Regions from separate parts of the Mus musculus genome. Here region 2 is linked to region 1. The links are chromatin loops, found by intact Hi-C in ENCODE. Cell type or tissue: heart. All regions are shown on one strand. Each heading gives the region's core, and the rest is flanking DNA. Links, peaks and the distances in the headings are about the cores only.

Region 1 (5,382 bases), core at 148-5,147:
CCACCCTGCTTACATCTTCTTAAGTCACTGGGATGGCTAGGCTTGAGGCCTGGGAGTGGAAAGGATTCTCCCCAGGAGAAGCTTGCTTCTGTGACTGCTAATTAGCTGCAGGCGGCCAAGGTTCAGAGGGTTCAGGACTACAAATGCAGACATTTCTCTTGCGTTTTATAGTGCCATAATTGTAAGACCTCAAAGGTAATTTGTTATAAGGCTCTATGGATCTGGATGGCCTAAGTTCCCTTTCCTTCAGTACAAGAAATGTCAAAGTAGAATGGTTGTCAAGTTCACTCACCAGAAGGCATAAGAAATCCAAAGCCTTAATTTCCTTTTCTACACAGTAGGCTTTATAGCACCTAACTTTACAGGATTGTCATAAGACTTAATTAAAATCGGACACAGGCTTCAGTGAGGACCAGAGAGGGAAAGGCTTGCCCATATTGACAGATTCAATCAAGCGAGCGAGGCCAGTGTGGTGATCAAATGCACAGAGGACAGAGAGTGTTGGCTGAAGCATATGCTGGGTGCCCACCTGTAGCGCATGTTTTCCTCTGTAATTTCTGATCCATCATTTTCTCTTTGTCTTTAAAAGCATCTCCTGGAAGAGAGGCAGTTTGGCAAGAAGGAAAGCAGGCCTGCTTCTTCTCTCTTCCTTTCGCCTTCTCCTTTTTGGAAACACATAACTCAAAGCAGGTTGACTACATAGCAGATCCAGTTTGTTTTAAACTCTAGTTTCAGAAGCAAATTCTTTCAGTGAATCTAAATTGAGTCCACAAAAATGGCCGGGATGGCTTGTGGACTGGGATATAAGCTCTAAGATGTGACCCCTGTCTCGTTAAAGTTGAGAATATTGAAGCCACGGTGATGGGTAACTTGTCCAGGATCTCACTGCCTCATGACCTACCTTTATTGACAAAGTGTCAGGAAAAGAAGCCAGGAATGACTAGTCAGCTGGCACTGGTCTTCTGATGGGTTGGGCAAGGAAAGGCGTGGGGTCAGGTTAGTGTCACACAGGCTGCCCAGAGGTAGAGAGAAACAGTGACAGCCAAGCTCTAGCTTACAGCAGTGACTCCAAACTAAGACCCAACACTGGATGGACAGCAAGTGACACTGAGAGCAGCTGGTATGCAAGGTGATAAAATCAAATAGGAGTTCCATGAAATGAACAGAGCACCTGGATCCTTGAATGGCTCCCCTTGTAGGAGATGTCTTCACAATCCATCCCATCCACTTTTCCCTGTCTGCCCATGACTCACTCAATGCAACCACATCCAGCACTTTTTATCCACACCCATGGTCTCGGGTGTTCATCAGACTTTTTGACTCTCTTCAGAAGCCCGTGTCCCTTCCTAGCCCCCTTCTTTTCAGTCCAACAGAATTCTACGTATTCTTCAAAGAGCTCTTCAGTCTCACTGCTGCCTCAGAGCCTTCCGTGTACCCTTGCTGGAAGCATTCTTTCCCTTCCCTGGCCTTTCGTAGCCCCATGGCTGCTCCTGTCTCCCAAGCATCAGCATCCTTGTGCATTCTATGCACAGCTATAGTTGCATTGCCTCCTCTCTCTGGCACGGTCATCCTGTCTGCCCTGTGGACCTCGCTTTCGTGTCTCACGCAGGTGCTGAGAAAATAGTTTCCAAGGGAATGATGATCTGAGAGGGGTCCACATGACAATGGCTCCATTGTATTTGCCTTTAGCAAGATTCCTTGATGGGGTGTCATGTTCTCCCAGTATGGAAAGAGACAGAGGTGTTGGAAGTATTTAGGAATGATATATAGAAATGGAGAGTACCTTTTTGAAAATGGGCCAAAGTCAATTTAAAGAAAAAGAAAAACAAAACTGAAGACATTTGTAGAGAAACTAGGCACACTTGTGAACCAGTCTGCAAACATGCAGAGGGCTTTCCCCCAGAGTACTGGAAGTAGTTAGTTTCCATTCCTGATCAAAACACATCAGTAGAAAATTAGCCTAAACAGAAGTATCACTGAGATCACACAGAAGGAAAATATTTCAGAGAGGAGGTGATTCAACACTCAGATGATTTACCAGCGGGAATGTAGACTTTAGCTCTGAATCCAGAAGACTATTAAAGCTCAGACTCCTGAGTGCCAAGGCCAGGTGAGTGACTCCTTCTGGAATGAAAGCCATGCATGAATTTGACAATCTCATCTCTCACACCTCCCTGTGCTGGCTAGGTGTCCTCCTTACATGCCACCAGAAGCCGATCCTACGATTTCCCAGCAGGTGGCGACAATACATAGAAAATTCTGATCACGACAAAGGAGAAAGAAAAGTTTGAAAAGGGCTGCGATTTCTTGAGGATATTAGAGACCCATGCTAGGTCTGTAAAAATCTATTAAGTTCTCCAGAAAACCTGAAAGTCTCTATCAATTTGCCTCACATATTCATCTCCTCTGTTCATTGGAGCTCATTGGAATAAAACAAGACAGTGTGTTTGGCTGTTTGTAAATACAACCTTCCCAACAGGGTATTTGCATTTGCAGAACATAGCCATTTGAAGAACATCTTCTGTGTCTGTGTTCAGAGAAAAGAATGGGAATGCAATTCTTTCAGAGTTACTTTGAAGACCTTATTGGATCTCTCTCTCTCTCTCTCTCTCTCTCTCTCTCTCTTCCCCCCCCCCCCCCGTGTGTGTGTGTGTGTGTGTGTGTGTGCCAATGAGAGATGCTGTCAAAAAAAAAGGGGGATAGGAATTGTTAAGGATGTCCTAAGGATGTTGTTTCTTAAAGACTGTCTCCTAAGTTCAGTAAGTATTGCACACACATTCATGTGCACCCACCAACACGTGTGCACCCCCACCTAAACAAGCACATATATTCTCACACACATAAAAATAACACCTTATTAGTAAAAACAGAGGCAGAATAATGTAAAAGAACAGTGACTCCTCTAAAGATGCACACATATTTAGAGGTCGGCGAGCCTGTGTGTTCTCTAGCTTCCTTCTGAGGAAGACTGCTGCTGCAGGATGCTAGGACCATCAAGTGTCCCTGTGAGTCATTCAAGGGAGCTGGCTCTGCTGACATGCAACAGGCCAACAGGCCAGAGCCTTGTGACTCAGCCCGGAGGCAGCCTCTGGATGAGGATGCATGAGGGTAGCCCATGCCTATCAAGTAATAACCAGGAAGGATGCTGTATATTATGTACCAACAACAGATTCCCTCTCAGGGATACTTCCCATTGAGATCCCCGCAGTGGCCCACTGGACAGTTGCTGCAGCACCATTAAGAGATAAGCTCTGCTTTTTAACCCATTCATGAGTTTTGTTTGTTTTGCTTTTGTTTTCTGGGCCCCGGAGTACTCTGGGCCGCTGAGGTTTACTTCTTTTTCTTGCTTCCCTAGTTAACATTTAGATCCTTGTATTCCTTGGATGGTGCAGGATCATGCCTCCTAAGTGATTTATCAGTGCATATAATATGCATCTTCTCCCCTGCTCTCAGGTGGCTGCATCCGTGGGACTTGCATCTGTGATGTATGGACAGGATGTGACCAACACAGGCTCTTCAGTGGAAAGAAAACTGCTCACTTTCCACAGAGAGGTGGAGAGACTTTCCATTAGCCTTTCTGTCTATCTAGAGTTTTTTTCTCCATTTCCCATGTGCTTCATGACCTCTAGGTTGTTTTGCTTGTTTAGTTGGTTGCGTTTACAAGTCAGTCCTAAGGTCCATTCTATCATGACATCCTTTGGATTAGGATCATAACAACGTGAAATTTTATTATGTGCCTGCAGTAAAGATTTCCCACTAGGTCCCACCAATGAAAACCTGTAGTACAGTTCCCAGTATGAGAAGTGGTTGTCTTTCTGTAAAAAAGATAAAGGATTTAAAACTCTGTGGTTGAATCAAGATAGAGGTGGGACGATGGAAGGCAGCCAGGGGTGGATATCCTCACTGGAGTGCTGGCTCTGAAAGCGCATGCTTTCTTTGGGATTATTTCAGTTGTCAAGCGCAGCAGGCTTGACATCAATACACAGCGGGCCATGGATTATGGCTGTCTCTAATGACCATGTCACAGTGTGTTTGTTGTTCTGGATGTTAATATATAGAGCAAATGACAGCTCTTTAATTGAAGGTTGGAAGTGCCCCTTGCTAAGGCGCCTGGGTGACACATCCTTAACCACTGAAGTGAAACCCAAGACACTTGCTGGCTACGAAATGATACCCTGGAAGTCCTCTTCCTATTTGTGTATGTGCTTGGGAGGGAACATGAGCCCAGCAGCGGGCCTGCACCTCACTGGCAGCTCTTGATTTTTACCAGAGGGTGGCATCATTGGGGAACTAGCAAGGGTATATCAGTTCCATAGGAAATCCCAGCTAACCAGAGCTTTAGTGGAACATGGAACATGGCAACACAGGGTGTTTGAGGCCAGAAGAAAGGGATCAGGTCTTGTACTTTCTTTACAAAAAGTTGAATTGTCTTTTCAAGGTTCTGGAGGTCAGAGGGACAAAGTGGGTTACCCTGGAGTAAAATCAAGCATTCATTCTGGGTGGTCTGGTGGGAGTATATTTCTTCTATTTTTCTAGTTTCTAGAAGCTTCTTATGTTCTGTGACTTGGGAACCCTTTTCATCTGTTCTCTGTTTTCTATCGACTGGTTTTCTTGTTTCATTCTCTCAACTTTGGAAATCTCTGTGATTGTATTGGCTCTTTAATCTCTTCATACCCAAATCATCTGATAAGCCATCTTAATTCTATCTACTTTCTTTAATTCCCTCCTCTCACTACCATTCAGCAAAGATACCATTCACACTGGGTCTATGAATAAAAACGTGGGCATCTTTGGGATGGAGACATTATTCTTCTTACCTGGAAGGTACTAGATTAGGAAGGCTCTGTGGAATACTCATAGATGAGATAAGACTGTTGTAGTCTAAACCTTGGAGAAAAGGACTATGGGTGGGAGAGTTACGTAAGACAAAGGCTGTTCCAGAGGTCTTAAAAGCAAAATTCTTAATCAAACCAAGATTGTCTTTTGCTAAGAGCACATGTTTTGGGCTAGGCAGAACATAGGGTCCAATGTGAAGTTTATCACTGAGTGGATATAAGATTATAAATAGAGCACTCAATGATGCTGTTCCTTTTAACGTGAAGTAGAGGTAACTATGTATAATGATACTTGTTGTAGTAAATCTCTAACCCCAATATGCCCCTGCACAAACACAAAATTCAGTTACAATAGTTATAACCTGAAGGTCTAGATGGGGCAGATTCTCCACTACACTACTCTATTTCCCAGCTTGCTGGGATCCACGTTCCTCTCGGCTTCTCTGGGCTGTGTGGTTCTGTTCCATCTTCATCTCACTTCATCTTCCTCTGTCTTCCTCCTCCTCCTTCCTCTCTTCCCCTACTTTCTAAAACCTCCAGCCCAACT
Region 2 (5,382 bases), core at 250-5,249, 270 kb after region 1:
TGATAAAAGTTTTCCAAGAAATGACACCTAAGTATGCTATGCATAGGATCAGATGATCAAAATGATCCTTCCTTGATGTACCAAAAACCATTTTCTCAAGAAATTTCTATCACCCGCAATCCTTCTGGCAAAAAAATAAGTAAAGTAATGACACATAAAACCTGAAATTATTTCAAAAGTTCTGCAGATCTAATAGAATTTCCAGTTTAAAAATAATTCTGCAGTGAACTTTAAATGTTTTAAATAAGTTAATATTTTCATTGGAATTCTCCTGGAAACTATGGAGAAACAGCTCCCATTTGAGTATCTGTTGATCACACATGTTAGACAGCATTTTTAGCGGTGGTGATGGAATTCTCTTAAGCTATCCAAACCGCTAAACATCAACATCTTAGGTTTATGTTGACAATAAAGTAGCTTTAGTTACTCTTGAGTTCAGTCCATGCAGAATTGATGTGAACCAAGGAGTTATAGATACATCGGAATGCCATACATAACTTTCACATATTACTAGAGGATATATATGGGCCATAGCACTGAATCAGGGCATCATGAACAGACCCTCTGGCTGTAGCTGACAGTGATGATATCACCAGTGCTGAAATGCATAACAGTCAAGCAGAACGCCATGCTTTTCCTAGTGAACAAAAACCAGAGGAAGTCTATGGGCTGCAAGCCCACGGCAGCTCCTTCTTAACCAGGGCCAGAATCCTTGAGTTTAATAAGCTCCTTATTTTCATCACTCACACCAAACTTCAAGTGATGAGTTCTGCAATAATTGATTTCCACATTGTAGTTAGCATCTTCACTGTGTGGCTAAATGAGTGTCGGCTAGGATATAGAGAAAAATCTATATAACAATATTCAAGTACACCTTAGAAATGAGTTTTAGGATTGGGTTTCATTCCATTTTTAACTTATAGCTCACACATATTCTACAAATCCTGTACTGAACACAGTGCCAACTCCAAGGCACCTTCCAGGCAATTGTGAGTTATGTATCTGTTAGTTGTGTTAATAATATAATGATGCCTAAATTATTACTCCTTATGTTAATAGTTTATTCACGTCATTGGTTAAAATAACCAACCTATGGATAGAACCATAGAACTTCCTCTTTAATCCTACTGGGAACATTTCAATTGGATTGAGCAAATGCCTTCAGTGGGTCAAGAGACCCATGAGATTGGATATTGTGTCACAGGAAATCACAAGCATATCTCTGCCATGCTACCTGATTAATCAGAATAATACATGTAATACAAAATCAATTTTACACTTTATAAGGACACCCAAGGCAGGCCTTTACCTTTGTCCAGGGTTAAGTTTAGCCACGACTGCTGTTTCCTTCCATGTTGCAGAATGGGCACTATCATGCTGCTTCTGCTCCATCTCTATGACCCATTCTCTTTTCCTGGGGCACACGCGAGCCACCTCTTTGAGGTCAGCTCTATTGGGTGTGTCTTTGCCTTACTCTCTTGTCTTATATTTAAATTTAATTTGAACAAGAAATTTGAAAGGATTCACCTTAGAATAGCCTAACATTTGGTACATTTCAAGAGAACTTTGAGAAATAAGACAAATGCCCAGATTGGATTAGTAAAATAAACACTTTAAAGACTTTGAGGGGGCTTAGGATTTATTAAATTTTTGCATGTATGGGACAGATTTTTTTTTTACCTCAGTTGATTGTAAAGGCTTTTTGTTAGTTCATAAGGTTGAGACGTGTGTGTGTGTGTGTGTGTGTGTGTGTGTGTGTGTGTGTGTGTGTAATTCTGTAGCTTGGGAAAAGCCTTAAGCTTTAAATTTTCTGATATTTTCATCCTGATGAATGATTACAGCTACCCCTATAGGTATTTATACATAGTTATTTTTAAATATGTGAAGGCTTTCTGTTTGCTTGTTTTATGACCTGTGACAGCTTAAAGCAAAATTTCATGGCCCAAAGCAAAAACATACGTCTCAGGAAAACTGAAGGACCATTTGGCTCAAACAATATGGTAGCTGAGGGACTCTGAAAATGATGGACTCAGCCAAGGCATGAGTGAGAATAACAGTTTCCAACTATGAGAAATCAAAGATAAACCTGGGCTTTAGAAGTCAGTCAATTTCAAGCAAAGGCTTGGCCACCCATAGGCTAAGTGATGCATTATAGCACACTGCAAGTAGTTCAATGTATGCTGGTGGGCCTCAGGGACACACGTGGTCAGGCTGAGACTAGAGGAGGCTGGTTTTTCTCTGGAATCTAAACTCTTAACCATCTGTACAAGTCCTCAGCAGCCACTGTCAGAAATGACCATAAACTCAGTAAGTTTATTCTCCTACAGTTACTAAGACTAAAAGTCCAAAATGCCACCTACTGGTCTGAAATCAAAGTTTGGGCACAGTTACATGATTTCTGCTGCCTTTAAGAGAAAAATCCATTTGCTAGCCTTGTCCAGCTTCTAGCAGCCACCTATGTTCCTTGGCTTTTGGTCCATCCCCAAATAATGGTGTGACACTGTCAATATCTGTCTTACTCAGAAGTTCTGACTTTTCTTTCATAAGTTCCCCATGATTATAGTGGACTTACTAAATGATTTAGAAGATGCTCCCTCCCCATCTTACAATACATGATGGCATCTGCAAGAGCCTTCTTGCCTTGCAGGCTGAGGACGTGGGCTGTTGGACATTACTATGTCCACTGTGCCAGCACATGCCCAGCCTTTCCACTAAGTGGACATTACATTTGGACACACAGAGTCTTAGACACATACTCAGCCCCATGGTATAAGAATGTAATTTTTTTTAAAAATAATTGCTTCAGAGTTTGTGGTTTGGCTTCTTCTCTAAAGTGGTAGGTGTGGCTCACCAGTTGGAAATATCAATCTTTAAAAACCTTAACTACTTACATTCATAAGAAAGCCGACTTAGGACAATGTGTTTTCTGTAGCCCCTCAGGAAACACACTTGACCCAGGAAAAGCAAGTGCAGGCTGCAGGGACAGAATGACAAGGTGTGGACGGGCCAGAGACCAGCAACTTGCAGCCTATAAATAAGAGCAACAGAATCACATTTCAGACTTCAGTTCCTTTGGGTCTTCTCTTCTTTAGCTTTAAAACTGTAAGGGAATTTAAGCTTAGATTCTAATTCTTCTGCCATGAGTTTACAAGAGAAAGAGTGATATAAACCTCTGAAGCTTATACATAGAGCTGGCTTTCTATTAACAAAGTTTCTTATTTAGTTAGTTAGTTAGTTAGTTAGTTAGTTTTAATTATATTAGGTATTTTCTGCATTTACATTTCCAATGCTATCCCAAAAATCCCCCATACCCTCCCCCCAACTCTCCTCCCCTCACCCACCTCCCACTTCTTCTTGGCCCTGGCATTCCCCTGTACTTAGGCATATAAAGTTTGCATGACCAATGGGCCTCTCTTTCCACTGATGGCTGACTAGGTCATCTTTTGATACATATGCAGCTAGAGTCAAGAGCTCCGGGGTACTGGTTAGTTCATAATGTTGTTCCACCTATAGGGTTGCAGATCCCTTTAGCTCCTTGAGTACTTTCTCTAGCTCCTCCATTGGGGGCCCTGTGTTCCATTCAATAGCTGACTGTGAGCATCCACTTATGTGTTTGCTAGGTCCAAGAATAGCCTCACAAGAGACAGCTATATCTGGGTCCTTTCAGCAAAATCTTGCTAGTATAGGCAATGGTGTCAGCGTTTGGAGGCTGATTATGGGATGGATCCCCGGGTATGGCAGTCTTTAGATGGTCCATCCTTTCATCTCAGCTCCAAACTTTGTCTCTGTAACTCCTTTCAAGGGTGTTTTATTCCCAATTCTAAGAAGGGGCAAAGTGTCCACACTTTGGTCTTCGTTCTTCTTGAGTTTCATGTGTTTTACAAATTGTATCTTATATCTTGGGTATTCTAAGTTTCTGGGCTAATATCCACTTATCAGTGAGTACATATCATGTGAGTTCTTTTGTGATTGTGTTACCTCACTCAGGATGATGCCCTCCAGGTCCATCCATTTGCCTAGGAATTTCATAAAATCATTCTTTTTAATAGCTGAGTAGTACTCCATTGTGTAAATGTACTACATTTTCTGTTGAGGGGCATCTGGGTTCTTTCCAGCATTTTTCAGGTGCTTCTCAGCCATTCAGTATTCCTCAGGTAAGAATTCTTTGTTTAGCTCTGAACCCCATTTTTAATGGGGTTATTTGATTTTCTGGAGTCCACCTTCTTGAGTTCTTTATATATATTAGATGTTAGTCCCCTATCTAATTTAGGATAGGTAAAGATCCTTTCCCAATCTGTTGGTGGCCTTTTTGTCTTATTGATGGTGTCTTTTGCCTTACAGAAGCTTTGCAATTTTATAAGGTCCCATTTGTCGATTCTCGATCTTACAGCACAAGCCATTGCTGTTCTATTCAGGAATTTTTCCCCTGTGCCCATATCTTTGAGGCTTTTCCCCACTTTCTCCTCTATAAGTTTCACTATCTCTGGTTTTATGTGGAGTTCCTTGATCCACTTAGATTTGATCTTAGTACAAGGAGATAGGAATGGATCAATTTGCATTCTTCTACATGATAATCGCCAGTTGCGCCAGCACCATTTGTTGAAAATGCTGTCTTTTTTCCACTGGACGGTTTTAGCTCCCTTGTCAAAGATCAAGTGACCATAGGTGTGTGGGTTCATTTCTGGGTCTTCAATTCTATTCCATTGGTCTACTTGTCTGTCGAAAGTACTAGTACCATGCAGTTTTTATCACAGTTGCTCTGTAGTACAGATTTAGGTCAGGCATGGTGATTCCACCAGAGGTTTTTTTATCCTTGAGAAGAGTTTTTGCTATTCTAGGTTTTTTGTTATTCCATATGAATATGCAGATTGCTCTTTCTAATTTGTTGAAGAATTGAGTTGGAATTTTGATTGGGATTGCATTGAATCTGTAGATAGCTTTTGGCAAGATAGCCATTCCAAAAACAAAGTTTCATTCTGAGTTTTGGCTTAATTTTGCTGCCGATTCTCTGAGAGTTTCTGTTGGACAGTCATAACAGGAAAAAACTTGAGAAAGGACCCTACAAAGAGAACATTTTGGCCTTGGAGTTCATATAAGTAATACATTGTTTTGACCCATTTCAAGGCCTCCGGGCAAAAGGAAGGCCTCGTTCCTGAAGACAAAGACCTGCCCAAACCAGCTCTGTTGCAGAGTTGATCCAAGTGGCCTCAGAAAGGAAGCAGGCTACAGCAAGCCATCGTTGAGAAAGTTCTCTGTTGCAGGGCTCTGAGAACATCTTCTCCCTACAGCCTATCCAATGGGCATTCGGAGTTGTGGTTGACAGGAATTAAGCCCACTTTATAATGCCACGCTTGGTAGTTTAGAAGGTGATATTCTGAACTT

Evidence for each region. A loop is a pair of places that touch in the nucleus more often than their neighbours do. Peaks named below come from ENCODE experiments on the same cell type or tissue, not always from the same donor. Only the 100,000 strongest peaks of a DNase experiment are listed, where the experiment ranks them.
Region 2: it touches region 1 in a loop (2.3-fold over the local background); 2 of 42 quality-filtered maps call a loop at or near these places.

What each region holds. Positions count from the first base shown.
Region 1 is chr2:117,539,452-117,544,833 of GRCm38, forward strand. No RefSeq gene overlaps it. Among named protein-coding and RNA genes, the nearest start is that of Gm32137, 100 kb to the left of the region's middle. In heart, for the core only: a CTCF peak has its summit at 2,232 (motif pointing right); no DNase peak of the experiment used is centred there.
Region 2 is chr2:117,809,347-117,814,728 of GRCm38, forward strand. It overlaps Gm13985 (predicted gene 13985), which reads right to left and starts at 3,456. Exons shown (of 3, transcript NR_126427.1): 1 at 3,402-3,456; 2 at 2,892-3,028. In heart, for the core only: a CTCF peak has its summit at 2,381 (motif pointing left); no DNase peak of the experiment used is centred there.